Linked DNA regions of Mus musculus: region 1 is linked to region 2. Evidence: chromatin loops called from intact Hi-C (ENCODE). Cell type or tissue: heart. All regions are shown on one strand. Each heading gives the region's core, and the rest is flanking DNA. Links, peaks and the distances in the headings are about the cores only.

What was found. Hi-C counts contacts between places; a loop is a spot of excess contacts. Peaks named below come from ENCODE experiments on the same cell type or tissue, not always from the same donor. Only the 100,000 strongest peaks of a DNase experiment are listed, where the experiment ranks them.
Region 1: a loop joins it to region 2, with 4 times the contacts of the local background. A loop is called at or near these places in 10 of 42 quality-filtered maps.

What each region holds. Positions count from the first base shown.
Region 1 is chr9:110,323,340-110,338,826 of GRCm38, forward strand. Scap (SREBF chaperone) reads left to right here and starts at 10,017. Exons shown (of 23, transcript NM_001001144.3): 1 at 10,017-10,166. In heart, for the core only: a CTCF peak has its summit at 9,910 (motif pointing right); a DNase peak (open chromatin) is centred at 10,002; H3K4me3 peaks cover 1,201 bases; H3K27ac peaks cover 1,191 bases.
Region 2 is chr9:110,399,741-110,415,227 of GRCm38, forward strand. Ptpn23 (protein tyrosine phosphatase, non-receptor type 23) reads right to left here and starts at 8,470. Exons shown (of 25, transcript NM_001081043.1): 1 at 8,294-8,470. The coding sequence starts at 8,377. In heart, for the core only: no CTCF peak of the experiment used is centred there; a DNase peak (open chromatin) is centred at 8,491; H3K4me3 peaks cover 2,369 bases; H3K27ac peaks cover 2,147 bases.

The DNA of each region.
Region 1 (15,487 bases), core at 8,348-10,847, 75 kb before region 2:
GCTGGAGAAAGTCAGTGGTCCAAGTGGAAGTGGAGTATTGCAGCCAGCATGTGGACCTCCCTGCAATAATCAGCATCCCTGAAAGATGCTCCGTTTTTCAGGGAAAGTGTGCAGAGTCCTGGCGGCCAAAGAGAAAGCTATTTTGTTTTCTACACAGATCTCACTATGTAGGCCAGACTGGCCTTAAGTTCATAGCAGTACTCTTATCCCAGCCTCTTGAGTCAAGCTTGGGATTATAGACTTGGGCCAATGTTTCCTCCTCCTCCTCCTCCTCCTCCTCCTACTACTACTACTACTACTACTTCTTCTTCTTCTTCTTCATCATCTTCTTCTTTTTAGATTTATTTATTTATTTTTATGTATATGAGTATACACTGTAGCTGTACAGATAGTTGTGAGCCTTCATCTGGTTGTTAGGAATTGAATTTAGGACCTCTGCTCGATCCAGCATGTATATTATTATACATAAGTACACTGTAGCTGTCTTCAGACACTCCAGAAGAGGGCATCAAATCTTATTACATGTGGTTGTGAGCCACCATGTGGTTGCTGGGATTTGAACACAGAACCTTTGGAAGAGCAGTCAGTGCTCTTACCCGCTGAGCCATCTCACCAGCCCTCCTTTTGGTCTTGAGACAGGTTCTTTCCATGGAGTGAGTCACGGCTGGCTTCGAGTTCACTAGGTAGCCCATGTTGGTCTCAAATTCTGTGTCCAGCTTCTTGACTGCCAGGCTAACAGGTTCATGTCACTCAGCTCTGATCCCATCCATTCATTTGTTTATTTATTGTCAGAGTCTCATAATGTCACCGCTGCTTGTCTGGGATTCTGTTTAGACCAGGCAGGTCTCAAACTCACAGAGATCCACCTGCCTCTGCCTCCCAATTGGTGGAATTAAAGTCATGTGCATCTCAGCTATGTGATTTAATGTGAGTGCCTAGTGCTGGCAGAGGCAGAAGAGGGCATTGAATCCCTGTAGCTGGAAGTGCAGATGGTTATAAGCCATGGATGGACCAAACCTGAGTTCTGTGCAAGAGCAAGCAAGTGCTCTTAACCACTGAACTACCTCTGTAGCATATTTTATTACTTTAAAATAGTTTATTTCAAGCTGGGCATGGTGGTGCAAGCCTTTGGGAGGCAGAGGTAGGCAGATCTATTGGCTTTAGGCCGACATGGTCTACCTAGTGAGCTTCAGGCCAGCTAGAGCTACACAGTGAAGCCCTGGGTCAGAAAACCAAAACATATATTGTAATCTCAAATAAATAAAAACTCAAAAGATTTTATTTTATCTTCTAGTTGTCTGTACGCATGGGTGTCATGTGCAGGTGTCTGCTAAAGCCAGAAGAGAGTCCTTTAATCATCCCCTGGGGCAGAGGTTACAGTCAGTTGTGAGCAGCCTGAGATGGATGCTCAGAACAAAACTCAGGTCTCCTGTGAGAGCAACTCGAGCTCCTAACTGGTGAGGTACCCTCTAGCCCCTGATTCCATCTGTTTGAAATGCCCAGAAAGAGCAGATCTATAGAGATAATAGATGATCTATAGAGACAGACAGACAATGGATTAGTCATATTTGGGGGCTGGGAATCGGAAATGGGGGTTCATTTAACCTCTCTAGCCCTTACTTTCCTCATTTAAAAAGCTCCTATTTAATGGGTTCATTTTATTACAAATTTTTATTACGTCTAATTTATTTCTACTTATTTGAGTGTGTGTGTGTGTGTGTGTGTGTGTGTTTATATGTGCCATAGCATATATGTGGAGGTCAGGTGACAGCCTGTCACAGTTGATTCTCTTTTCTCTGCATCTCAGAGATCTAACTCAGGTCTTCAGGTTTGAAAACACATATCTTTACCTGCTGAGCCATTTCAGTGGCCCAGTATTTTAATTAATTAATTAATTAATTAATTAATTTTTGTTTTTTCGAGACAGGGTTTCTCTGTATAGCCCTGGCTGTCCTGGAACTCACTTTGTAGACCAGGCTGGCCTCGAACTCAGAAATCTACCTGCCTCTGCCTCTGCCTCTGCCTCTGCCTCTGCCTCTGCCTCTGCCTCTGCCTCTGCCTCTGCCTCTGCCTCTGCCTCTGCCTCTGCCTCTGCCTCTGCCTCTGCCTCTGCCTCTGCCTCTGCCTCTGCCTCTGCCTCTGCCTCTGCCTCTGCCTCTGCCTCTGCCTCTGCCTCTGCCTCTGCCTCTGCCTCCCAAGTGCTGGGATTAAAGGCATGTGCCACCACGCCCAGCTTATAAATATTAAAAAAAAAGATTTTTCTTAAGTGTTTAATTATCTGCATGCATGTGTGTCTATAGAAGGCTATGAATGCATGTGCCTGCTGAGATCTGAAGAGAATGTCTATCCCATTCCCTGGAGCTGGAGTTAGTTATGAAACAGCCAGGTGTGAGTGCTGTAGATCAAATTCAAGTTCTCTAAAGAGCAATACAAGCTCTTCCCTGCTGTGGCATCTCCCAGGCCCTGGCTCCATTTGTCTGAAACTGGATCTATCGAGACATATAGAAGATTATTAGCTATTTTTAAAAAACTTGAATTTGTCTTGTTTGCTTATCTGTTTGTTTGGTTGGTTGGTGGTTGGTTAGTTAGTTAGTTGCTGAATGATCACTTGATTGGTTGGTTGGTTGGTTGGTTGAGACTGACTGAACCCTGGTTAGCCTTGAACTGGCATCTATCTTGCCTCTGCCTCCTGCGTGCTGGAAATGTAGGCATGCATCATGATGAGTGGTGATCCATCTTATTGCTTATGCATTTCCAATAAGTTCCAGCTAATCTGATTATAGTCGTTGCATATAACAGTTCAGTCAAAGTTCAACCTGACTTCAGCTTGGTCCCCAGGAGAAACACATCCAAGTTTTTAAAAACTAAAAGGAAGTCGGGCTATGCTGGTGCATGCCTTTAATCCCAGCATTAAGGTCTCTGAGTTCAAGGCCAGCCTGGACTCCAGAGCAAGTTCCAGGATGGCCAGGGCTACATAGAGAAACCAAAAAAACAAACAAAAAGCCAACGGTTACTAAATGTAACAGGAAGTCATCAAAAGTTTAGCAATCCCAGTAGTTACATTTCTACCCTGTGCCTAGTGTTATATTTGATTTCAATTAATCTCAGAACAATCTTCAAAGTTAGAGAATAAGTCTATCTAACAAATGCAGGTACCTAACCCTAAAGCAGTGGTTCTTAACCTGTGGGTGGTTGCATATTAGATATTTACATTATGATTCATAACAGTAACAAAATTACAGTTATAATGTAATTTCATGGTTGGGGGTCACCACAACATGAGGAAGTGGATCAAAGGGTCACAGCAGTAGGAAGGTTGAGAACCACTGCCCTAAAGAGAACATGAGCTGAACGTAGGATGCACAAGATTCCAGCACTCAGAAGGCAAGGGCAGACAGATCTGTGAGCTCAAGGCCAGCCTGTTTTACATAGTGAGTTCTACAAGGAATATATCGTGAGAGCCTGGCTTTCAAAAAGAAAAATGTGATCAAAATTGGCAATATGATTAAGCAAAATGGCCGCCCCAGGACCAGCTGCTTGGCTTCAATTCTGGTTCCGATACAAGCTACAGCTCTGTGGCTGAGGGAATCTATTTAACCTCAGGAAATCTCAAACGACAAGTCAAGACCCAGGACATAATGGACACTGCACTCTGAGGCTTTTGAAAGAAATTAAACCAGAACATGGACACAATAAAACGCCTGGATTCCAGTAAGTGGCAGTCAGTGTAATTACTGTTACAGTCACTTAAAAATATTCAAACTTTCAATGCCACATTGGTGTTCATCCAGTGTCTGCATTTTCTAGGAGGCTTTCACCATCTGTCACATACCAAGGATACAATACAATAATGTCCAGCCTATAATTCCAGCACTCAGTCAGAAGAGGCAGGAGAATCACTGTAAATTCAAGGCCATTCATATTCTATAGCTATCTAGTGATATAGCTCCTTGGTAGAGTGCTGCCTAGCATTTGTGAGGGCCTAGGTTGAATCAACAGAACTGTAAAAATAAACAAATAGAAATACTGCTCTTCCAGAGGACCCAGGTTCATTTCCTAGCTTCCACGTGGTACTCATAACCATCACAACATCCTAGGAGCAAGGGATCCAACGCCCTCTTCTAACTTCTGGCACATCATGTATGCACAAAGTGTACATGGAGGTAAAGCATCTATATGCATAAAGTAAAATAACTTAATTTTGGGCTGGAGAGATGGCTCAGTAGTTAAGAGCACTGACTGCTCTTCCAGAGGTCCTGATTTTAATTCCCAGTGATCACATGGTGGCTCACAACCATTTATAATGTGATCTGATACCCTCTTCCAGCATGCAGGTGTACATGAAGATAGAGCACTCATACATAAAATAAATAAACCTTTTTTAAAAATTTAAAGCTGGGCAGTGGTGGCGTACGCCTTTAATCCCAGCACTTGGGAGGCAGAGGCAGGCGGATTTCTGAGTTTGAGGCCAGTCTGGTCTACAAAGTGAGTTCAAAAATTATTTTTTGAAATTGTAATACTTTTTTTCTTGGCTTTTTGACAGAGGCTAGCCTGAAGCTCTCTATGTAGACTAGGCTGGCCTCCGGTTGTGCCTGTTTCATGAGCCCCAAAAGACCACCAAGGAGCCGATTCCGATGCAATCTCATTCAGGTCTTTATTCAAGCTAGAGCTTGGGCCACTCCATCGTCACTGTCACTGATGCAGCAGGACAGGAGGGTGAAGCCCTGAGCCCAGTTTCAAGCAAGCATGTATAGAAGCAAGCAAACAAGAGAGGGGGTGTTCAGCTTGGCACACATCTGGTTGGGGGGAGCTATCATGGAACTTGCCCTTTAAAATGATCGGCTGGTGCTGGAAGCCAAACAGTAAACTTTCATAAGTAAATATCTTTAGCTACTTAGCAGAAAGTGGCTATCACCTCAGCAGCCATCACGGGCTATTCACTTACACCCTGACCAGAGACTTGTTTTCCTAAGATATTTTTGCAAGAAGCCCACCACAGCTGAACACTCTGATAACATCTTGTTTTTCCCCTATACACCCTGGACTTGTGGTTAAGTGTCTCCAGCTGCACTCCCCAGCCTGTGATTATATACCCATAGTTGCCTTCCAATAAAGGAGACTTGATCAGATAGCCTGTGTTGTCTCCATTCTTCCAGTCTCTTGCCCCCTCAGTCCCCACTCCCTTTCTTGCAGACCCCATTGACTGGCTCATGGACCTAGTCAAGGTACAACTGTAACTTCTGCTTTCCTCCTGATTGGTGGCTGTTAGGGAGTGACCTGGAGACCAGTGATAGGTCAGGCTTGATGGTTAATGAGTTCAACCTTAGGTCAGGTTCTCTAAGATGGAGCCTGATCCCAAGATGGAGTTGGTCATGTCTCTCCAATTTGGAGATCTGCCTGCCTCTGCCTTTGAAGTTCTGGGATTAAACTGTATGACTCTATATATGGCTAATATAAGATCTTTAAAAATAACAAAAGGATCTAGAGAGATGGCTTAAGTGGAAGCAGCAAGTGCTCTTAAAATATAATTATATCATCTATAAAGCTATAACAATATATACATATATATATATATACAGATCAAGTAAGTGTGGAGTCCCTGTTGTCAGTGTATGGGGATATGAGTTCACTCCCTTCCACACTAATCTCCTTTCCCCTCATTCCTAGGCAATCTTAGTGCAGAAGCCCTTGCCTGTGTCTGTCCTCAGGCTTTGGGCTCTGAGGCTGCCCAGCCTGCCTGTGTTACTAATCGCCTGGCCCATCTGTCCCTGACCTTGACTTCTCAGGCAAACATAAGAAAAACCACTTTGCCCCCAGTGCTAGATACCAAACCCAAGGCCTAGGGCAGCAGTCAGCAGCTGTGCAGAAAAGCTTCTTTGTATCTCCTGTTAGATTCCTTGTCCTGGACTGCCTGGTGTAAAGGTGAGTCCCAGGCTAGCCATGGCAACATACCTCAAAAGGTTGGGTGGGGAAAGGGCAAGGTGTGGGAGTGACAGCCATTTCCTCTCTGGAGAGTAGACGGTCCTGCTGGCCCAGGGTTCAGCGGAAATCTGGTTTGTCTTTATCTTTTCCCCAAGTGACTTTGTTGTGAAGTGGGTTTAGGACCTTAGTCTTTTCAGGAACTTGGTTGTAAAAGAAAGCACTTAACCCTGTAGGGTCATACATAACAGGCTTAGTCGGAAAGTCTGATAGACTGTGCTGGAGAGGTGGCTCAGGATGGAGAGCGCTTCTCTAGGAGTCAGAGTGGTGGAAACAAGAATACTTGGTGTTGAACAAAGACACAGAGACAGAGGGAAAATAACTCAACAGGGCAAGTTCTTTCACAAAAAAGGATGGGCAGGCGAGTACCAGGGCTGGCGAGTACCAGGGCTGGCGAGTGCCAGGGCAGGCGAGCATACCAGGGCTGGCGAGTACCAGGGCTAGCGAGTGCCAGGGCAGGCGAGCATACCAGGGCTGGCGAGTGCCAGGGCTGGCGAGTGCCAGGGCTGGCGAGCGTACCAGGGCAGGCGAGCGTACCAGGGCAGGCGAGCGTACCAGGGCAGGCGAGCGTACCAGGGCAGGCGAGCGTACCAGGGCAGGAAGTGTGCCTAGTCTTTATTTTAATGCAGGTGGTGACTGTCTTTTCCCCATTGGCGGGAGTCCAACCTCAGAGTCTTTTGAGGTTAACTAGGTTTTAAAAGAATACGTGTAAAAGAAATTAAGAAAAAGGGGGAAGAGTTCTCTGTTCTAGGCTATCACATTCAAGAACTTGTGTGTGTGTGTGTGTCTGTCTGTCTGTCTGTCTGTCTCTTTGTGTGTGTGTGTGTGTGTGTGTGTGTTGTGAAAATAAAAGTTTTACCAGGTGGAGAGGATTAAAAGATTTTAATTATCTACATAAAAGTTTCACGAGGTGGGGAAACTTATGGAATATTAGTCCTCGGAGGGCAAGGCTACCTTTGATAAAAACAAACAAACAAAAGAAAATCGATTCTTCACAGTTGAGGCCCTGGGCTTGGATTTCCAAAACTGCAAATGAACAGCCCTGAAAAGCTAAGTGGGGCTCAGCCACAGAGCATTCCTGTAACAGATGACTTGGGTTCAAGTTGAGCACCCAAAGCAAAACCAGACACCAGGCAAATAAAACTGGAAAGATCTTACATACCTTCACAAGGAAAGAGACGGCGGTCAGAGCGGGAGAAACCAGGGACAGAGAAGGCGATGCTCACTCCCAGGCTCCTGAGGGGGCGGACGTGGTACTTGAGGGATAAGGCTTGGAGGAAGTGACCTGAGGATGGAGTGGGAGGAGCATGGGCTTCCCTACCCTGCTTTCTACTGTTGCTTCTAATTTAAAAACAAAGAAAAGAAAAGAAAAGAAAAGAAAAGAAAAGAAAAGAAAAGAAAAGAAAAGAAAAGAGAAAACAATCTTTTGTTTTCTTCAATTTTTAAGACAAGGTAGCCTTTGAACATATAGCCCTGGAACTTGCCATGAGCTCACGTAGGTTCTGCTTCAGACTTCTGAGTGCTGGGCTCACAAGCGTTTGCCACCAGTTCTGGTGTTTTAGTCTGCTGCTCTGTGCTACGATAAAACACGAACCCAAGTCAACCTGGGGCTGAGGTGGGGGCCACAGAGATAGCTCCATAGTTAAAGACACTCGTTGCTCTAGCAGAGGACCGGAGATCTTTCCAGCAACTTCACAGTGGCTCACAACTGTCTGTAGCTCCAGTTTTAGGGGGAGTTGAAGCCCTCCTTAGGGAACCAGGAATGTTCATGGTGCAAACGCATACCAGCAGAGGAAACACTCATACACAGAATACAATAAGTACATCTTGGGCTGGTGTGATGGCTCAGTGGGTAAGAGTACCCGACTGCTCTTCCAAAGGTCCAGTGTTCAAGTCCCAGCAACCACATGGTGGCTCACAACCATCCGTAATGAGATCTGACACCCTCTTCTGGTGTGTCTGAAGACAGCTACAGTGTACTTACATATAATAAATAAGTAAATCTTTTAAAAAAAAAAGTACATCTTTTCTTTTTTTTTTTTTTAAATCAACTCGGGGAACAAAGGGTATATTTGGTTTGCATTTCCATGTCCATCAACAAGAGTCAGAGCAACAAAATACACCACGTAAAAAAATAAATTTTATTTTTATTACTGAGGTTTGAGCTCAAGGCCTTGATGCTAGGCCCTACCAGTGGGCTGCATTTTCTTATCTTTGTGGGGGCCAGACTTATGTACCAGACTGGCCTCAAATTGGAACCTTGGACTTCTGTTCCTCCTGCCTGCATCTCCTAAGGGCTGACATAGGTGTGACCCACTGAAAGATCCTAACAGAATGTAAAAGGTCACAGAAGCCCTGAAATTGGCAAGATAGATGTCACTGTTAGCAGAACTAGCTTCACTGATTTAGAAAAATAGAGGTGCACAATGCTCTGGCCACTCCTTGAACTTGTGTGTCTGCCAATGTTTTGACCATTCCTTGAACCCATGTGTGTGCCCACTGATGAAGCCCACTGCCAGGTGTTTGTGATATTGGTTGCTGAGAAAGAGTCAGAAAATCTCCCCAGCAACCACAACCGGGCCAATCCTGAGTTGCTGCCCCTGCACCAGACTCTTTCCTTGTACCCCTCCCATACCCATTTCTTGAGAATTGTTTAGATCTGGAAATCCCCCCACTCTCCCCTTCTCCTTTCCCCCCTGAGGGCCTATAAAAACTGGGACCTCTTTCCCCTCGAGGTCGACTCCTCTAACCCTGCGTGGGATATGAGTCATCCCCAGAGCTCTGGCTTTCCCCGAATAAAGCCTCATGTGGTTTGCATCAAGCTTGGTCTATCGTGAGTTCTTGGGTGTCTGCTATTATCCTGAGGCCTGAGCGAGAGGCTCCTCTGGGGAGTCTTTCACCACCACTGCCAGTTTGCTGGGGGTTAAGGCTCATATTCAAGGCTGGGCAAGCAGTATATCAACTGAGTTACATCTCTACCAGAAACCTGCTTTATAGAATAACCCTATTCCAAAGGCTGAAGTGGCCACCTCTGATTTGTTTTGCACGGTGACTATACTTATATTTTCTCTTCCCCCACCACTGGTGCCCTTGAGGGCAGGTACAGGGTCTGTTCTACCTTAGTATGCCTTGGGGGTGAGCAAGAGTGACACGAAAGAAGTATGTTTAAGGTAGCAAGATGGGGGCAGGTGGCCACTCTGACCTGTGACACTCAGAGAGTCAAGACATTGGTAGTGTGGTTGAGATCTCTCCACAGGCAGGCCTGAGGACAAATGGAAACATAGCAACCAGGGTTGGTGCTGTTGCTGAGTGTCTGGAACCTCACTTTCCCCAAGGCCAAATGAGAGAACACACACCATATGCTTAACTCAGCATTTACCAGAGCAGTCACTCAGCATAATCCGTTACATGTGCAAGTCGACTGGTGGCAGTTCAGAAGGTGGAAGAGACTCAGACACCCATAGTTCCTCTACGTGGGAATAAACACTGAGTATATATCTTCCACTTTACCCTATGCATTGTATTTTTAACAAAAATGGAATCCTAACACCAGCTTGGTTTTGAACTAGCTTTCATTATAAGTGCTCATTTAACATCCTTGGTGTTGGAGGCTCCTATACCTAGTTCATCAACTGAATACACTTGCTATTTAGCTCAGTTGCTTCTAATTCCCTGGTTTGTTTTTCTTTTTGATGCTGCTGTGGATCAAACCCAGGGCCCCTAGCGTCTCAGGCAAGCTCTCTACCACTGAGCCATACACCCAGCCCCGCTTCTAATCCTTTGGCACTATAAAGCATGGAACACGAGCTCTTGTGCATGTTCTCAATCACTTCCCAGGACAGTGATGCTGTCAAAACTCTGAAGTGCTACTAGCCACCTTTTTCCAGGCCACAGGCAACTCCAGTACTTCCTCTCGCAGTTGTGTGGCAGGGGACCACCAGGGGGCGAACCCGAGCCGTTGGCAGTGCCAGACTACGCATGCGCACGCCGCCGGGAGCACGTGTGGAGGGCGGCGGAGCGGGAGGGGAAAGGTAGGAGTTGAGAGGTGAAGGGGCGGGGAGCTGCGCGGGCGCCGGGCGGCCGGGAGGGAGAGGGCGGGCTCCAAACACCGGACCGCGGGCCAGGAGCGCGCAGGCCGTTCTCCGCCGCTCGGTCGCCGCCGCCCGGGAGCTGCCTCGCTGCCACAGGTACCTCAGCGCGCGTCTGCACGGTGCGGCTGGGCCCCGGCGCCGGCCTCGCGCCGCTCGTGCCCGGGAGTTCCGGGATGCGGGCGAGCCCGGGCAGGGGCGCGCGGGCGTGGGCGCTGTCCAGCAGCCCGAGGCGCGGCTCCGGAGACCGCAGTCTGGAGCTGGGGGCCGGACGGTCTCGCGTCCCCCTTCCCGACCGCGCCCCCGCCCGGGCCGAGCTGCCTGGGTCGCGATGGGTTCAGGCTGAGTGAGCTCAGGCAGGTAGGCTCGCCGCTGGATCCTGCTTTGGGGTTGTCTGGGGTTGTCTGGGTGAGGGCTAGACCCTGTGACTCAGTCCTGCCTCTTTCCGAAGATCCGATAGCCAGGCAACATGTAGATTCTCTGCTGGGAGTGCTCGGTTTCTGGTTTTATGTGTTGCTTAAACCTAAACTTTGCTCGCTTATGTTGCTTATGTTTACTTCCAGGTGGTTTTGTTGCATCAGGGTTATAATGGGATAGCGCTAGCTGCAGCGAGTCCCGGGTCCACACTGCATCTCAGAAAGTTGTGCAGATGGTGGCGATGAAGAGGAGGGCAGTGAGCCACAGGTGGCGGCGGGTGAGGGGTGGGAGTGGGAGTGGGGTCCTGGAGGTAGTCTTCCTTAGTTTAGCTTATTTATCTCTTATGGTGACGGAAGCGATGAATAAATAAGTTCATGATGATCTTGTAGTAATTCTTGTGAAGTCGACATAGGAACAGTCTTTAATGATGCGTTTGGGTGCGTTTGTAGAGTTTGCTTATGCAGTGTGCAGCCATCTCAAGGTGTGCTAAACATTAAAGCTTTTCTTAGAGTCAGGATCAAGTGTATCTAGTTAGTGCTGAATGCATTTTAGGTGTAACCTGTGTGATGCTCAAGTGAAGATTGTATGTTATGAAGTATATGCTAATGTATTTCAAATCTAAAGGCTTTTTATATATTTGCAGCGTTTCTGCTTGGCAAATATTTTGTTTGTATTGTTTTTTTAACGACCAACAGGAAATACAAGTATAAACATTATTCCTATACTCATTATTAAGTTACTTGGGGACGTGTGCCTAGGGCATTGGTCTGCCACTGAGTAACACCTGTGGCTTTTTATTTTGAGTTGGGCTTCATTGCCCAGGCTGACCACAAAGTTTCATCCTCCTGCCTCGGTTTCCTGAATATGTGGGATAGCAGATGTGTGTGCTCCTGCTCCTGCTCGGCACTCATTCTTTGGTCAGGTTGAAAAGCAAGAACTGGCTTCCCCTTACTTGAAACTCCGTTGTTGTTGAATACTCTCTTGTTACTGTGTGTGTGGGGGGGGGGGGGCGGGTGGGAAGTACCTCTCCAGATGTTTCCATGTGCTTTAAAAGTCACGGTTTGGGAACCCTACCACCCATTTAGATTACTGTCCTGAGATGGGCACAAAACCTTTACTCTTAGTTTGTGGCTAGAACACAGAACCATAAAAATTGTGATTTGCCTGAGGCCATATGTAAGCTGCTTAACTGTCCTGTTGGGAAAGGGACCATGCCTGCCGTCCGTTTGTATTTGTTAATGTGGTTGGTTAGAGTTGCCACAGTTCAGGATCACTCCAGATACTCATCTCGGCGAGCCTAGAATTCATGTGCACTTTGCTCACTTTGACAGTCTGTATCCTTCTGTTGGCTGCGACAAATACCGCATGTGTGGTTTTCATTCTCTTTCCCGTGGAACCAGTTTCCAGGGTCATCCAGTGTGTGCATGGAGAATCAGGCCTTCAAACTGTGTCTTCCGGATTCTGCCATACGAGCTCCTGACCCTGGAACTTACCACTGTTCTGAGTTGGCTAAAGAAACAAGATCCGGGTGACTTTAGCCACCTAAAGTGATCCTTGTGGGTAATATTTGTGGAATTTTTCAAGGCTCTGGCTGTTGGGCACAGCTTATCTAAAGTTCCGTAATGAACAGATGAGATGATAGTGTTAGTCTATAGGGTGAATTTCAGGCAAGTTTTCTCACTGGCCAGTTAGGGGCTGTGCCTGTATGCGAACTTGTTTGCCCGACAACAGTCCGTGTTTTCCTGCAGATGTGCCCACTGGCTTCATAGTCTCTCTATTGTTCTCTTAGCAAATGGGAGGTGGAAGAGGAGGTGGTATGAGTGGAGGAAGCAGCCTGTGTCCAAGATGGCACATCTCAGTACGGCACGGCTCTCTTTCTCTCCTCTTCCCCACTTGGCTTGTTAGACTTTTCTAATTTTTAATTTTTTTTAAAATTTGTGGAAAATAATATATAAAATAAAATGTACAATTTTAATGATTAAATAGAGTAGTCAGGGATATTAAATATACTTACAGTGTTGTATAGCTGTCATTATTACCCATTTTCAGAACTTCTTAATTATTGTACACAGAAACTGTCCCCATTAAACAGTCCATATTTCCTGTGCCGCCTACTGCTGGCAACCTCTGTTGTACTCTTTTTTTCTGTGAGCTTGCTTGTGATAAGTTCTCTCATCTGAGGAGAATTGTAATTATGCTTTTTAGATTATTTCACTTTTGTTTAATGTGTATGAATGTTTTGCTTGCATGTTTGTATGTGTACCATATGTATGCCTGGTGCCCTCAGAGGTCAGAAGAGGCTATCAGATGCCCTGGAACTGGAATTAGGCATGGTTGTGAACAACCATGTGTGTGTTGGAAGCCAAACCTGACAGTCTGCAAGAACAGGTACCTTTAACTGCTGAACGTTCCCTCCGGCCCCAGGTCTTTCTTTTGAGTCTGGTTTCTTTCACCTTGATTTGAAGGTTCATTCATGTATTGTTTATTACATTTCATTCCTTTCTCAGATCGAATTATATTATTTTGTTTGTATAGCCACATTTTTTTTTCAAGAGTTTCTATTTATAGCTAGGCCTGTCCTGGAACTCGTAGACCAGGCTGGCCTTGAGCTCAGAGATCCACCTGCCTCTGCTTCCCAAGTGCTGGGATAATGGATGCTGCTATATAGCTACATTTTAAAAGAAATCTACCTTTCAATGAAGAGTGGAGCTATGTCTACCTTTTGGCTATTAGGAATGGTGACGTCAGGAACATGAGTGCACAGTTAGTCAAAAGGCTGACAATTAGGAGGAACTCAAGTGTATAGATCTTTGGATTTTTTTTTTTAGATTTATTTATTTATTTATATGTACACACCCCAGAAGAGGGCATCAGATCTCATTACAGATGGTTGTGAGCCACCATGTGGTTCCTGGGACTTGAACTCCGGGCCTTCGGAAGAGCTGTCAGTACTCTTAACCGCTGAGCCATCTCTCCAGCCTGGTCTTTGAATTCTTACTTTTAGTTCAGTGCGTGTTTTTTGTGTGCTATTTGGATATACAGTTGTCTGTCAGTATCCATAGGAGATTGGTTACAGGAACCCTTTTAGGCACTAAAATGTGTGAGTTTTTATGTATGTGGGTATATTCCCTGCATGTATGTCTGTGTACCACATACATGCAGTGCCCCCTGGTCCTCTGCAAGAGCAGCCAGCACTCTCAACTGCTGACCCATGTCTCCACCCCCTAGGTTTATTTATATTGTTTTTAACTACATGAAGGTGTTTGTGTCTGTATGTGGGTATGTTCTCATAGTGCAGAGGCTCAAGGAGGCTAGGAGCTGGAGCTGGAGTTCCAGGCAGGTGTCTGTAAGCTGTCTAATATAAGCACTGGGAACTCAGTAGTACACACTCAGCAACTGGTATAGCTCTGTATCCCTCTTTGTGTGGCTTTCAATTGTGTTGATTTCTCTTGTTGGGTCATAAAAGTTCTTTATATATTCTAGATGTTAATTCTCTGCTATATAAATGATTTGCAGATATTTTCTCCCTTTTTTTTTTTTTTTTCTTGGCTGTCCTGTGTTTTTTAAAAGGACCTGAGGGGGCTTTTGGGTTTTTTTTTTGTTGTTGTTTTGTTTTTTGTTTTTTGTTTTTTTGTTTATTTGTTTGTTTGTTTGTTTGTTTTTTGAGGCAGAGTCCTGGAACTCACTTTGTAGACCAGGTTGGCCTCGAACTCAGAAATCCGCCTGCCTCTGCCTCCCAAGTGCTGGGATTAAAAGCGTGCAACACCACGCCCGACTTTTGTTTAGTTTTTTGATACAGAATTTCTCTGTGTAGCCTAGCTGTCCTGGAACTCTCTCTGTAGACCAGGCTGGCCTTGAACTCGGAGATCTGCATGTCTGTGCCTCCTGAGTGTTGGGCTTATTGGAAAGGGCCACTGTACTCTGCAGCTGTGGTGCTGAGAGTTTTGAGAACTCCAGCCCCTAGAAAAGGAACGCCAGGGTGTCTTTCTTCCGAGTCACTCTCCACTCAGAGGCATCTTTTTGCATTCATTGTGGTTAGAGTGGAACCTGTTCCTTCCACACAACACTTGTAGTAAGGAATCTTGAAGTGGTAATGACAGAGCAAAGGCTCATCACATCTTCCATTTTGGGGATTAGGCTATACATGTTGTCTTAGAGCCTTGGTGTCTTCTGTCAGAGCATATTACCAGCAGGAAGTCAGGCAAAAGGTTTCTAGCTAGTGGACTTGATTCTGTTGGTATGTGGCGGGTGGGGGTGGGGGTGGGGGATGGCCCTGGCCTTGCTTCTGCTAGCATGAGCTGAGGCTGAGGCACCCGTAAGGACCCAGCTGGATGGTTTTTCTGGCTTTCAAATAGATTCTCTGGGAGCTGGAGAGACCGCTCAGTGCTTCAGAGCACTTGTTGCTCCTGTAGAGGGTCAGAGTTTGGGACTCAGTATCCACATCAGGCAATCACAACTACTCCAATTACAGGGCGTTGGACACTGGACCTCTTTTGCTCCTTGGGCACCTGAATACATGCCCTCATACACATATGCAGATACACACATACACATTTAAGTGAGCATTTAAACAATTAGAATCAGTTCAGTCATCTTACTAATTATTCTTGCCTAGGTCACAAAGGAATAAAAGGGGACCTTTTGCGTGTTGTTACTTGATTGAGGAGATGATGTATCTGGCTGCGACAACCATCACAATCAATGAATATGACTAGTTCTTCCTTTAGTGGAGGTGTTGCTGTGCATCCCAGCCATGACTCGAGAATGTGGGAAATCCTCCTCTTTAGTGCTTGTGCTTCAGAGTCCCTGAAATCCACTTCATTCATTAGCTGAAATGAAAGGAAATTCCTTTCTATTTTCAGTACAGTTAGCTTGGTCTGTTGAAAATTCCTCCAGTTTATTTGCCTAGTTTTGATGCTTAGAGAAGCTAAATTTCTTGCCCTGAGCATTGCTGCTTTGCAAAATAAAACAAAAATATAACTTTTTTCCTCCCTGAAGATGAA
Region 2 (15,487 bases), core at 7,008-9,507:
TCAGAACCATACGCTCTTCTCATGTGATAAGATGTTAATCTTTTCAAAATTATAAGATTCCATATCCCAGCTGGTCATGGTAGTACAAACACTAGTGATGCAGAGGCAGATGGACCTCTGAGTTAGAGGCCAACTTGGCCTACATAACAAGTTTCAGTCCAGCCAGAGCTATACCCTTTCTCAAAAATATTTGGTATAGCAGATAAGGGATGTGTAATTAGCATATGATCATTTGTACCGCTGAAGGTCATTTAACATTGTCTGCTTCTAGAGGCTGCACTTGTTCTGAGCTGTTGCTCTCTTCTTATAACAAATGATACAAAACCATGTCAAGAATGATCCCTGGAATAAGAATTCTGAGTCATGCCATGGCTTGCAGGTTAGAGAAAGGGAAGATCGGTGACTAACAATGGGGGCAGTAGGACCGAGGCAGACTTCCTGACACCAACCGTACTCTACCTCACAGTCTCTTCTATCAGCATGCTCACTTTCTGCATTACTCTTAATTTGATATAATGCCTTCAAATTTTGCCATACTAATTAAAGCAATGAGCAAATAAAGCATTAAAGACATCACATGGAACTTTTTAAACACTGAGCGTCTCACTGTTGTCTAGGCTGGGCTTTGACTCCTAGGCCCACATGATTCTCCCACCCCAGCACTCCGTGTGGCTAGGACTACATGTGTGCACCCAAATCATCATGTATGTCCAGGGCATCACATACACTGTCTCTTCCTTTTAAATTTCCATTTCCAAAGCTGAATCAAATCTAGGTCATTCTGTGGGCTGTACTAAGAAAATGCACAAAAAATTGAGTCGTACATACAATGTTGCTATTTTATACACAATCAGTTGCTGAATTTCAAATAAACAAAACTTTATTCACAAGGCAGAGTGTTGCCAAGTAAAGCTTTCAGCCCAGTCATGTCTTCAAGTCTGACAATTACAGGTCAAAGGTATGGGCGTGAGAGCACACTCTTTAAAGCCTATCCTAGTCTGACCACACATAATTCTCAGACTCCTTCCTCATCCCTTTTGAGCAGCTGGTTGGTCTTTTCTGAACAGCATGAGTGAGGAAGACGTAAGCTACAACTCCCAGAGGGTGCTAGCACTAGACTGGTTATTCAGCCAACACTCACAGGGCAGCTGCACACAGCTGGGAGAGCTGCCTTACTCCTACAGAAGTCCAGCACGAGGAGGTGGGGACAAGGTCAGATATCAAGGTCGTCCTTGGCTATAGCAAACTCCATTTGCACTACAACTCTCTGTCTTAGAAAGGGTGTGGAGGGCCAGGCAGTGGTGGCGCACGCCTTTAATCCCAGCACTCAGGAGGTAGAGGCAGGCGGATTTCTGAGTTCGAGGCCAGCCTGGTCTACAGAGTGAGTTCCAGGACAGCCAAGGCTATACAAAGAAACCCTGTCTTGAAAAACAAAAAGGGTGTGGGGGATGAGGGAGCTAGGTAGAGACAGTTCTGTTGGGAAAGTGCTTGTCACACAGCAAACATGAGGGCTTGAGATCAATTCCCAGCACCCACATGAACAGCTGTACATAGCACCCCAACTCTGTACTCCCAGCAGCACTAGAGAGATGATAGCGATCCCAGGGTTTGCTAGTCAGCTAACCTCCTCCACAAGCCCCAGGTACCAGTGAGAGACCCTATCTCAAAAACTAAGGTAGACAGCTCCTTAGGAACTATACTTGAGGTTGGCCTCCAGCCAACATATACATAAATGTATAACCTGTAGACACACAAACATGTACACATACACACACCAAAGAATTGATTACTTTCTAAGAAAAGAACCTGGTCTAAACCCTGAGTGAAATGTATACAAGCTTCTGATGTTTGAAATTAAGACTATGAACCATCCAGGTTATTGTAATGGGACCATTCTGTATTATAACAGAAGTAGAAAGACAGGTTCAGGCAGATCAAATGAGTCTTCTCATCTGTGATAAGACATAAACAGATCCACACCACAGATAACTGACAGTATTTTATATATTTCATGTCCTCCACTGGTGAGCATAGGGGACCAGTAGGCTTCATTTCAGTTCTTCTCATTTACCTGTCCTGTGGGAATTCTAGAAGAGACAAAAATTCCTCAAAGCCAAAACACCAGATGTGGCCAAGGTGAGCAGCAGGAAGAAGCAGGAGCATGCGCTTTCTTCAGAGCAAGTCAACTGACAGGACAAAGGACCCGACTCTGCTAAGCAGATGGGGGACTCGGAGGAAGCATGGCTTAGCATGAAGCAGGAACTCAAGAATGACCTGAGCAGGGCAGCGGTTGACATGGAAGTGGGAAAGCTCCTACAGAAGAGGGCTGAGGAGTGAAGTTACTGAGACAGGCTGCAGCGAGCTGCTGATATGCCTGACAGCAGACAGCTTTCCAGAGGCCTGATGGGAAATGAACATTTAGAGATCAGCCAGAGCGAGAGGAGAAACCAAATGGAGGCCCCATGGTGCCCAGAATGTATCAATCAAAGGCAAGCTCAACAAGGGTGGGATTCTCAGAATCACTACGCTCCCAGGTCTGCATGGAGAACGAAAGAACAAGGGATGGATGGCTACACCACCTCAGGCTACGTGAGCCTGACCTCTGCTCCAACGTAGCTGCTTACGGATCGGTGCTTAGCAAAGAAATGACTTTTAATATTAACAAGTGTGGCCAAATCATGCACTGGTAAAGAGCACAAGAGTCACCTTCAGTGAGTCAGTCCTCTGGGCCTCCAAAAGGGTAACATGGCGCATAGGACGGATGATGTAGCTCACTGATGAAGGATTTGCCTCATTTGAACCCCTGGGTTCAATCCCTAGATCTGAAAAGAAAGGTGATGCAAAACAGCCCAAAGCCAGCGCTTGTCCACTAAGGGCTTATGTGAGCCCAAGTGCTAACTTAGTTTAGCACTGCAGTTCAAAACCGGCTTATACTTCTTACTGCTATTTCACATGAAGGAAGGGAAGTCACATCCATTGGGAATGACAACAATACTGTTAACAGAAAAACTAAGCTTACATTTAATGAAATGTATCTGAGCAAAGACATACTGATTTGTGAACAGGGCATTCTTCCAAAGAGCCGCTTCAGAACCTGCAGCCTACCCTAAAGCACAGAAAACAACTTAGTTAAGGTATCAACAACCGGTCAACAGTTACACCTCTGTAGTTAAATGTTTACAGGTTAGTTAACTGACTATAGGGCTTCCTGCCAACAACTAAAGCTAATGTCACTGAGATAACCCTACACTGGGCTGGACATGGGAGAGTACACAGGCCCAGAGTTCACTCCCTAGCACCACCAAACAACAACCAAAACCCTGTACTGTGTGGATCTTTTGGGTCCAATGCAAGTGCCCAACACAAATCTCTTTAGATGGGTGCTCCTGTACCTTGTAGATATTTCTAGTCTCTCTCTCAATCTCTCTCTCTCTCTTTTGGTTTTTCGAGACAGGGTTTCTCTGTGTAGCCTGGCTGACCTGGAACTCACTCTGTAGACCAGGCTGGCCTCAAACTCAGAAATCCACCTGCCTCTGCTTCCCAAGTGCTGGGATTAAAGGCGTGCGCCACCACGTCCGGCTCTCTCTCTCTCTCTCTCTTTTTTTTTAAGATTTATTTACTTATTTTATGTCTATGAGTGCTCTAGCTGCATGTATACCTGCATGCCAGAAGAGGGCATCAGATCCCACTATAGATGGCTATGGGCCACCATGTGGTTGCTGGGGAATGAACCCAGGACCTCTGGAAGAGCAGATAGTGCTCTTAACTGCTGACCCATCTCTCCAGGCCCAGATATTTTTATTCTTTAAACTGCCCTAACTTTCTTTTTTTTTTAAAGATTTATTTATTTATTACATGTAAGTACACTGTAGCTGTCTTCAGACACACCAGAAGAGGGAGTCAGATCTTGTTACAGATGGTTGTGAGCCACCATGTGGTTGCTGGGATTTGAACTCTGGACCTTCGGAAGAGCAGTCGGGTGCTCTTACCCACTGAGCCATCTCACCAGCCCCTGCCCTAACTTTCAACTTTCCCCTACTACACAATGGATCTTTGTGATAAGGGGTAAGGGGCTGTATTATAGGGATATAATTCAGCGACAAAGTCCTTGTCAGGCATGCCTAGCAGACCCTGGGTTCAAACTCCGCACCAGTAAAAAACAAAAAACAAAAAACAAAAACCTTGGAATGACTGCCTGTATTGCTATGGCTGAACCGTCAACAGAACCAATTTTTACTCTCTCTCTCTTTCTCTCCTGAGCTTCCACCAAGTCAACAGTAGTTTCTGCATTTAGAGTGAGGACAGAGAATGACAACCAGACCAGAGGCAAACAGTAAGGCAAGGCCTCTATTGTCAGGGAAGAGTAAGTTCCAAGGCTCTTAGAGTGGCTTCTGCAGAATCTCTTCTAATGTTCAGGGAAACGTATGTTCGTGTGTATTTCCTTTTCAGATAGGGTCTTACTATATAGTTCTTGCTGTCCTGGAACTATGTAGACTAGGCTGCTCCTGAACTCACAGAGACCCACCTGCCTCTACTTCCCAAGTGCTGGGATTGAAGGTATATGTGGCCATGCCCAGTATGAATTGTATTTCTGGAGCAACGCCTCTCATTGAGAACAGGTGCTCTCAGGGTCTTTCTTGACCAGAATTTGGGCTGGAGAGATGGATCAGAGTTGAGAGCACTGACCTCTCTTCCAGAGGTCCTGAGTTCAATTCCCAGTAACCACATGGTGGCTCACAACCATCTGTAATGAAATCCGACGCCCTCTTCTGGAGTGTCTGAACACAGCTATAGTGTACTCACAAAATAAATAAATCTTTTTAAAAAAGAAAAGTTACATTCAAACAGAAATCTGGAGGCCTGATGCGGTGGCATTTGCTTGTATTCCTAGCAATGGAGAGGTTGAGGCAAGAGGAACAGGAATTCAAGCTTAGCCTCTGCTATATAGCAAGTTTGAGGCCATAACTGCCTGTAATTCTGTAGCGCTCTGTCTTAACCAATGTTCCCACCCTCCAAAACCTAGGGATTTGGGAACTGAGATTATGTCTTATTTTGAGACAGGGTCTCACTATGCAGCCCAGGAATCCCATCTTCCTGCCTGTTTCCCAAGTGCAGACATATAACCACCATATCTGACTAGGCTGAGATATTATTATTAAAACGTATGTGGGTTTTGCATGTGAATACAGGTGCCCTCGGAGGCCAGAAGAGGGAGTCTCATCCCCCTACCCCATCCCACCCCCACGCATAAACACACCCAAATTGGAGTTACCAGCAGTCTTGAACTGGCCAACCAATGTGGGCCATGAGAATCAAACTCCAGGCTTCCATAAGAGAGATGTTTTATTTTCTACTGTCCATTTGTCTAGGCCCTGGACAAAGATTTTTTTTTCATGTATTTAGGGTCAACATAATCTAAATCTAATTTAAATTCCCTCTAGACCAGTAGTTCTCAACCTGTGGCTCATGGCCCCTTTGGAGATTTAAATGAGTCTTTCACGGGGGCTGCCTAGGATCATCTGCATACCAGATATTTACTTTATGAGTCATAACAGTAGCAACATTAGCAGGGCGGTGGTGGCACACACCTTTAATCCCAGCACTTGGGAGGCAGAGGCAGGTGGATTTCTGAGTTCGAGGCCAGCCTGGTCTACAGAGTGAGTTCCAGGACAGCCAGGGCTATACAGAGAAATCCTGTCTCGAAAAACCAAACCAAACAAAACAAAACAAAAAAACCCAGTAGCAACACTAGTTATAAAGTAACAACAAAAATAATTTTATGACTGGGGGTCACCACAACAGGAGGAACTGTATTAAGGGGGCGGCATTAGGAAGTTTGAGAACCGCTGCTCTAGACTGTCAGTCATTTGAGAAACATTTTCCTAGGTAGAGGGTATTAGGCTAAAGGAACATGGAGAGGCCCCTCTGGTATCCCAACTGAATATGGGGTTAAAACACAGCACATATAGGAGCAGAGTGTATCGGAGAACACCTTTAATACCAACACTTAGGAGGCCAAGGCAGGCCTGTGAATTTGAGGACTGCCTAGTCTACATAGTAAGTTCCAGGATAGCCAAAGCTCCATAGTGAGTCCCTGTCTTGAAAAGAGAAAAACGAACAAAACCCAATATATATATAGGGCCAGAGTAGCAGGGTCAGGGGAGGAAGGCACTTGCTGCCAGGTCTAACCACCTGAGTTTGAGTCCCTGGACCTGCCTAGCAGAAGGAGAACACTAACTCCTGCAAGCTGACCTCTGGCCTCCACACAAATGGACTGCCATGCCTGAACCCACACACCCAGACACAGACACAGACACAGACACACATACATACACACACACACACACACACACACACACACACATAAAGATCAAACACAGCACATGGAACTGTTGTTAAAGAAAGGGTGAAGGGAAGGAAATTCAGAAGAGGAAAAGACTAATCCAGATTAAGTTAAGCTTTTTGGAAGTCAGAGCTACATACAGCTGGACCTTGAAAGTTGAATGGAACCAATTCACAGAGATTACAGAATGGCCCTATTGCCTCTCTGTGGGGCAAACATGAGAGCTCTTTTAAGTAGACCAGTGATTCTCAACATGTAGGCCTCAGCTCCTTTGGGGTAGCAGATCAGATAGCCTGCATATCAGATATTTACACTAAGATTCCTAGCTAGCAAAATTAACAGTTCTGAGGTAGCAACCACTGAGGTAATATAATTTCCACAATCAAAAGTACAACATGGAGAAAAGCCTATTAAGGAAAGAAGAAGTAATAATTATGAACAGAATGTAGAATACCTAAATCACAGAAACACAGATCAAACATATAACATATTACAACAGGAGTGAGACAAAAGATCAAAGAATTAGGCTATGTCAGAGAGAATCCTGAATGGGAAACTAAAAATACTGGCTTTACTCTGTAAGACTCTGTATAACCAGGGCCCAATATACTATGTCTTTATCTTCCTCAATTTTGATACATTTTAGAAAAATTCACCTCATAATATTAAACAGAAGATGGTAGCCAGGTGGTGGGCGGTGGTGGTGTACGCCTTTAATCCCAGCACTTGGGAGGCAGAGGCAGGCGGATCTCTGAGAGGCCTCAAACAAAGTGAGTTCCAGGACAGCCAAACAAACAAACAAACAAAAAAAGAGAAGATGGTAAAGAATTAACAAAAGTCTGTAAATTTAGATCAATTGGCTTACTACGCTGGTCTTACAGGTGGGGAAAGGAGTCTGGGCTGGGGGCATATATCTCTGTGGAAGAGCACCTGCCTAGCTTCTTGTGCCAGGCTCTGTCTGGGTCTGATACTCACAGCTTGGACCACCACCACATCCACACACCCGGCACCTGAATGCACCTCACCCTATCCTCAAGCAAGTAGGGCCTGATCAGAGGAAGTGGTGATATGAAGAGAATCCAGGAGGCAAGTCCATCGGAAACTACTTCCAAACCCATTTTCTTTCTCCTCCTTTCCCTAAATACCACGGAGTGGTAAAGGATTCTAGACTGTCTACTCCAACCGCTGCTGTGCTAAATCCCCAAGACTCCTCCCAGCTCCCCACCTGCCCACTGCTGCTACGGCCCTCTCGGAGGTTACCCAGTTCCACATCACCACACCTGATCTCACCACGGAAACCCCTTGCCTCAGTGAGCTCCAAACGACTGCTCTAGCCAGCACAATGACTCATAGGATGCCAAGAGCCCTAGCGTGATTCAAGCCCTCTAATCATCAACAAGAAACTGTCTTTTTGGTTCAAAGGAACTTTGGAACAGAAATTTTGTCAGGAGACCATAGAGAATTGGAGGGTCAGACATCCAACTGCACACAGACACACACTCAGTCACACACTCTAAGAGCCAGACATTCCTATGGACCACTCGGGCTCCGGTCTTAAACACACATTCTTTCCTAGTCCAGTCTTGAACTGGGAGGCCACCAAGGCCCGGGCCTAGCATGGACTCCGTAGACCCTGGACCGCCATCGCTCCCCGCGGGGGCTCCCTGGACATGGAGGAACAGGGCAGAGCTGGGTCCAGGAGCGTCATCGCAAGGAAGCGCTGAACCTCGGTAGAAACGCGGGTGGTCTGGGACAGAAGTCCGGAAGAGGGTCCCCATAATGATGCACTGCCAGTCGGAGAAAACGATGATGTGCCGGCCGGGGAGGGGTGGGCCATCCTAAGGGAAAACGCCTGGCCCGACCTGTGACGGAACCCGGGGAGGGACAGGCGCGCAGGGGGGGCGTCACGCGCGGGCAGACGACGGAGATGCGCGGCGAAGGTGTGCTCACCTTCTTCACCGCAGACTGGAAGTGAAAGTCACCGGCCTCCTTCAGGTCCAGCCAGATCATGGGCATCCGGGGCACGGCCTCCATCGCGGGTAGCGCCTAGCGGCCCTAGGGCCGCTCCCCTCCCAGGTCCAGCAGCTGCTTCAGCCGCGCGCGCAACCCCGCCCCTCCACGCCGGAAGCTGCTCGTCACGCGGAGTGACGCACTCCCCCCGCAGCCTGTTGGGAGGTGCAGTCCGGCCCCCCCACCCCGGTAGTCTTTTTGCACATGCGCACACCTCTTCGCGCATGCTCGGTCTTCTCGCGCGAAGGGTCTTGGGTGGAGAGACGACCCAATCCACGGTGAAGGGGCTTCTGGGAATAGTGATCTCCTCCACTAAGCTTGAGGCTTTGCTGGGATTTTCTGGTTTGCGTAACGTTCTTCTTCCTCCCGGGGGGGCCCTTCAAAAACTCACCCATGAATTTGTAATTCCCAAATCTTGAGAGCGGTGAAGGATGGGGACTAGTGCTGCATAGAGAACGACTAGTGTGATGTTAGGGAGAGGGGTTGTGAAGACAGCCATGAGCTATGCAAACTGTATGGCGGGATGGAACTCAGGCTAAAAGTGCCAAGGGATTCCTTCTGTCCGCGGTTGAGGGGGCAGGAACACTGCTCCACACCACCACCCTCTGCAGCCTGAGGAGTTCTTGATTTTTAGTAGGATACATTGAACAGCCAAGTTAACACCTAAGAAGACTGCGACTCTGGAAGGAACTATACAGCGACGAGCATTTGTCTCTGGAGACACCTGTGAAACAGGAATTTTAAAGCTGTGTTGTGTGTATTGTTAAATTTTAGACATAAATAATGGAGACACCCCGGAGATTGAGGGAAGAGACTAGGTCATTTCAAGGCTGGACTGGGCAACATAACAATACGTTGTCTCAAACAAATTTTAAAAATAAGGAAACGGAGAAAGTAGTGAGTGACCTTTTGTAGTCTTCTAGGAGACCGGTGATTGTGGCTTTGGGTGAAAAAGGCTTTAAAAAAAAAAGTGGGTAGATAATGCACTTTGAGGAACATCTGAGAACTATTTTGAAAAAAAAGTATCCTAAGTTGGGGTGGGTACATGTTAGGGAATGAGATCAAAGTTGATTTCCAAGTTTCTGCCTGGTTTAGGTGGATAGCTGACAGGCTGTTACCTGACATGAGGAAATTGGGAGGAACATGTAGAAGGGAGCGCAAGACTTCAGGTCTAGTTTGTGTGAAGATGAGGACAGATGCATTTAGAGGCAATGTAGAGCCCGAGAATAAAGACTCTGGATTCACAAGACGGGTTTCCCCGACCCAGGTAGGGCCCACGTCCTCTTTGTAGAAGTAACAGACATTTCCATACTAAAAGTATGTTAGGGTCTAGAGAGGTGGGTTGGTTGTTAAGAACACTGGCTGCTCTTCCAGAGGACCTGGCTTTGATTTTCAGCATCTACATGGCAGTTCCCAGCAGTCTATAACTCCAGTTCCAGACCTTTAGTCTTCTTCTGGGTTCTGTGGGCACTGCACACATGTGGTACACAGACATACATATGTGCCAAGCAAAACTCCTATACACATACAATAATTTTTAAAATGAAGTTTAGCCAGGCGGTGGTGGCGCATGCCTTTAATCCCAGCACTTGGGAGGCAGAGGCAGGTGGATTTCTGAGTTCGAGGCCAGCCTGGTCTACAGAGTGAGTTCCAGGACAGCCAGGGCTACACAGAGAAACCTTGTCTTTAAAAAAACAAAACAAAACACAAAAAAATGAAGTTTAAAGAGTATGTTAAGCTGGGGGGATGATTTGGAAGCTAAGGTGTTGCCACACAAACACGGGAACAATCTTGGGAATCAACCTAAAGATAGGAGGATTGAAAACTGGCTGGACAGAGTTGTACACCACGGCCTGTGTGTGCCCCCCCCCCAATTCATTATGCAGAGACACGATAAAGCTAATTTTTGAGAGTCGGAAGCCAGCTAGTGCAGCTGTCCGTTCTGTGTCTCTGCTTTCTGGATGCTCTGAGGCGAACTCGGCCATCAAGGTCCTCCCTACGATAACCCTTGAAGCTATGAGGCAAAATGCCTTTTAATTTTGAGGTATTTTTGTCACGGCAATTGATTTGAGAACAAAAGGAGTTGTTTGTGGGAAGAGTTTCATTATGAATTATAACCCTCTGAAGATGGATGGTGGGGGGAGGGGTGGTACAATAGCTAGTGTACCTAAAAGCTGTCGCCTTCAAATGGTTAAAATTGTAAGGATTACATTAGATATGCTTTACTGCAAGACTAAGGTGTGTGTGCGCGCGCACAAGATCTTTCACTAAGCTATCCGGGGGGGGGGGGGGGGTAGCACACTCATTTAATCACAGCATGTGAGAAGTGACCCCCAAGTGAGAAGGCAAGCCCCACCTAGACTATGTATTAAGTTCCAGGCCAGCTTGGGCTTCTTTAGAACCTGCCCCTATACCAACATTACAGACACCATTTCTGCAAAACTCAGGAACAACAGGTGAGTCCCAGCTGAGGGGAAGCCCTGCTGAGCAAAGAGAAGCAACAGCTTAGATCCCAAAAATGAGGCCAGGAAGGGATCAATGTGAGCTAGAACAGGGAGGGGGTAGGGGGTAGTAGGAAGTCTTGGTTTTTGTTTTTTGTTGTTTTGTGGGTTTTTTTTGTTTTTGTTTTTGTTTTTGTTGTTCTTTCTTTAATTTTTTTACTTTTCTTTCTTCTTCTTCTTCTTTCTTCTTCTTTCTTCTTCTTCTTCTTCTTCTTCTTCTTCTTTCTTCTTCTTCTTTCTTCTTCTTTCTTCTTCTTCTTCTTCTTCTTCTTCTTCTTCTTCTTCTTCCTTCTTCTTCTTCTTCTTCTTCTTCTTCTTCTTCTTCTTCTTCTTCTTCTTCTTCTTCTTCTTCTTTCTTTCTTCTTTCTTCTTCTTCTCCTCCTCCTCCTCCTCCTCCTCCTTCTTCTTCTTTTTCTTCTTTTTTGGAAGTCTTAATTCTTGTAGACAGACCATGTAACAAAGGGGCATTCCAGAGGGTGGCACTGCAGGGAAAGCTCTAGGATTCAGAACAGCCAAGTAGCCGCCTCTGCATCTTGAGCATCCTATCCCTATTGGCTGCCCTCCCCTGAGCCTCACTACTTATTTGGCAGTGCCAGAGCTTGAACCTAGTGTGTTGTGTGTTAGGCAAGCACTCTCACCACTGAGCCCCATCTCTAGCCCCCCTCTCCTCTGTAGAATGGATAAATTCCCAGTGGATTCATTCCCAGCCCCAAATGGTACTTCTCAAGTCAAATTACTGCAAACACAGATGTGAGTTCTGGGGTATCTATACAGTTGCTATAACAGAGTACAATAGACTAGATGAGCCAGCTAGCAGGAATTTAAGGCTGGGAACGAGGCCCAAGTGTAGCATACTTCCCTAGCAAACGTGAAGCCCTGAGCTCAACGCTCAGTTACAGTAATTGGTATGAAAGTGTCAGAGAGCAAAAGATCCATCATAGATGTCAAATGCTGATGCCGGTGGTGGGATGGGCCGGGGAAGGTGAAGGGGTAGAAGGGATGCCCCATCTCATCCTCCCCTCCCACTTACCCATTTCCCCAGCAAAGCAGGAAGTTAGAGGTAACATAGGCTCCCATGGTTCAAGGGAAGAGTCAGTCCCATCACCAGGGGGCAGCAAACACCACATTAAGCCAGGTCAGCTTGTCCTCTCAGGACCTTTCCTTCCAGTAAGCTGCATGGCCCCTTAAAGACACACTGAAAGCCTTCCTCCTGTTACCAATGTGGAAACTTGTGTCTGGGTTTTGGGAGTTGACCACCCAAACTGCCCCCAGCAAGTGAATGTAAGAGTCCAGGATGGAGGTGGGTCATTTATTCAGCCTACTTTACTTGCCCCCCCCCCCACACACACACACCAGGATCCCACAAAATGTTTTAGGTGCTGTTGAACGAAACAGGTGAACATCTCTGCCCTCAAGAAAGACGACATTTGCCGGGCAGTGGTGGCGCACACCTTTAATCCCAGAACTCGAGAGGCAGAGGCAGGCGGATTTCTGAGTTCGAGGCCAGCCTGGTCTACAAAGTGAGTTCCAGGACAGCCAGGGCTATACAGAGAAACCCTGTCTCAAAAAAAAAAAAAAAAAAAAAAAAGAAAGAAAGAAAGAAAGAAAGACGACATTTTAAAAAAATGAGCCCAAGATATGACACAAAGCAGAGACTCATCATTTGGAAGGCTGAGGTTTGAGGCCAGCTTGGGCTACTTAGGAAACCCTATCTCAAAAGAAACTGTTGTTAGGAGAAGAGGAAGAGAAAGAGGTGGAGGAAAAGGAAGGGAAACACAGAGAGAGAGGCACAGACACACACACACACAGAGAGAGAGAGAGAGAGAGAAAGAGAGAGAGAGAATATATACAATGTGGATAGAAACTTATGTGGACAGTCAAAAATATGTGAAAGATGACCCATCTCATCAGTAACCAGAGAAATGCAAACCAAACTACACTGAAAAGCCATTTCAGATTGGTGACTATGATCCAGTTAATAACAACAGTCCTTGTCAAGAATGAGTTACTTTGGGCTGGAGAGATGGCTCAGCAGTTAAGAGCACTGACTGCTCTCCTGAATTCAAATCCCAGCAACCACATAGTGGCTCACAACCATCAGTACAGCTACAGTGTACTCATATACATAAATAAATCTTTTTTTAAAAGAGTTACTTTCACTGTACAGCTAAATTAAACTTGTTTACGTTTGTTTGTTTGTTTGTTTGTTATGGCGACAATGTCTCTGTGTCGCTCTGGCTGTCCTAGAACTTGCTCTGTAGACCAAGCTGGCCTCAAACTCACAGAGATCCACCTGCTTCTGCCTCTCGAGAGCTGTAATCAAAAGGCATGCACCACCACCTCACAGATCAAATTGGCACAAGGATTCCTTGGCCCAGAATTCTCTTCCTACTTGTCTGTGAGCTCTGGAAATGTTCCAAACCACCCCAAACAGGAAGCTTTGTGTTTTCTCCCTGATGCCTCCCTTGGCTCAAAATCCTGAATCTTTACAGAGCAGGGAATGAGGCAGAGAAGAGGAAAGTGTTCTCCCAAAACATCCTAAGATTGTGAGAGCCCAGGCACAGGAGAAGAAAGGGGGCGGGGCGGGGTGAGGACAAAGTTAGACTGTCCTGACTCTCTTAGTCTCAGACTTGGCAAAGCAGAACAGGGGCCGGGGCTGGGGCCGGAGTCGGGGCTGGAGTTGGGGCAAGAGCTGGAGCAAGGCTGAGGCAGGGCCGGGGGCTAGGGCGGGGGCCAGGGCGGGGGCAGGAGCTAGGGCAGGATCTGGGGCAGGGACCGGGGCAGGGACCCGGGCAGGAGCCGGGGCAGGGACACCCACCTTGCATTGCTTCCTTTCCAAGCCATCATCCAGGTTCTTTTTTTTTTTTTTTTTTTTTTGGTTTTTCGAGACAGGGTTTCGCGCCACCACGTCCGGTCATCATCCAGGTTCTTGAAGCTTGGGAGAAAGGCTTTTTCCTTACACCTAAAAAGAGGATGGATTATGCCGGGCGTGGTGGCGCAGCCTTTAATCCCAGCACTTGGGAGGCAGGGGCAGGCAAATTTCTAGGTTCGAGGCCAGCCTGGTCTACAAAGTGAGTTCCAGGACAGTCAGGGCTATACAGAGAAACCCTGTCTCAAAAACCAAAAAAACAAACAAAAAGAAAGAAAGAAGAAAAAAAAAAGAGAGAGAGAGAAAGGAAAGAAGATGGATTTGCCCCAGGAGGGAACACAGGAGCCACTCCTGTCTGCACCTCTTCCTTCTAGACGGTCCTGGGCCTTCGAAAAACTAAAGAATGTTGGGCACTTTTCCCTGGGAAAGATTCCAAAACAGGAGATTTTCAAGTACCTTTGAGGAAGCCTATCCAGGGGAACCAGAAACATAGCCCTGGCACCTAGGGTCACTTGGCCAGCAGATGGCGCGAAGGCCATAGTATTGCCAGGTCTTGACTACAAGCTTCCAATCCTGCACGAAAAAGCCCAGCAGATTCCAAAATATGTCTAGTCGACCTTCCTTTTTATTTTCTTTTTCTTTTTTTTTTCCAGTTTATATTTTGCATTACGTTTCCTTTGTCTGTATGTGTGTGTGTTGGGGGGGGGGGGCCGGAGCTCCGCATGTATCACAGCCTGGATGTGGAGGTCAATGGACAACTGGAGAAGGTTGGTTCTCTCCTTCCACCATATGGATTCCAGGAACGGAACTTGAGCAGCAGACTCGACAAGAAAGTGTCTTTTTTTGTTTTTCATTTTGAGACAGTCTTGCTAGGCCAGTCTCAAGTTGGTACGTAGCAAAGGATGTCCCTTAACTCCAGTTCTCTTGCTGGCCTCCACTTCCTAGGCGCTGAGATTGCAGGGACTACCTTGTTTAACTTATCAGTGGAATTCCTACAGCATCCTTTATTTGTTTATTTATGTAATGGGGAAGGAAGAGGGGGCATGCATGTGTGGAGGTCAGGGAACAACTCATTTCTTTCTTTTTTTTTTTTTTTTTTTTTTTAAAGATTTATTTACTGATTATATGTAAGTACACTGTAGCTGTCTTCAGACACTCCAGAAGAGGGAGTCAGATCTTGTTACTGATGGCTGTGAGTCACCCTGTGGTTGCTGGGATTTGAACTCTGGACCTTCTGAAGAGCAGTCGGGTGCTCTTACCCACTGAGCCATCTCACCAGCCCCGCCAGACTCATTTCTTCCCGTTCACTGTGTGGGTCCTGGGGATCAAACCTGGGTTGTCAGGTTTGGTAGGAAGGGTCCTTACCACTTACTCAGTCCACCAACCCAAAATCCTTTTTTTTTTCCCCCAAATGACTGTTTCATGTGGGGTTGAGGGATGCTTTTGTACTTCTATCTCCACATGGAAGAAAACAACAGGGGAATTTTTTTTTTCCCCGAGACAGGGTTTCTCTGTATAGCCCCGGCTGTCCTGGAACTCACTCTGTAGACCAGGTTGGCCTCGAACTCAGAAATCCGCCTGCCTCTGCCTCCCAAGTGCTGGGATTAAAGGCATGTGCCACCACGCCCGGCACAACAGGGGATTTATCCCTCTTATGCCTAGAACACAGTTGCAAATTTAAATCAATAATAAAAGGACCTTCATGCAGGGCGTGCCTATAGGTTGCATACTGCACCGATGTGTGTGCCAAAACTACTAGGTCAG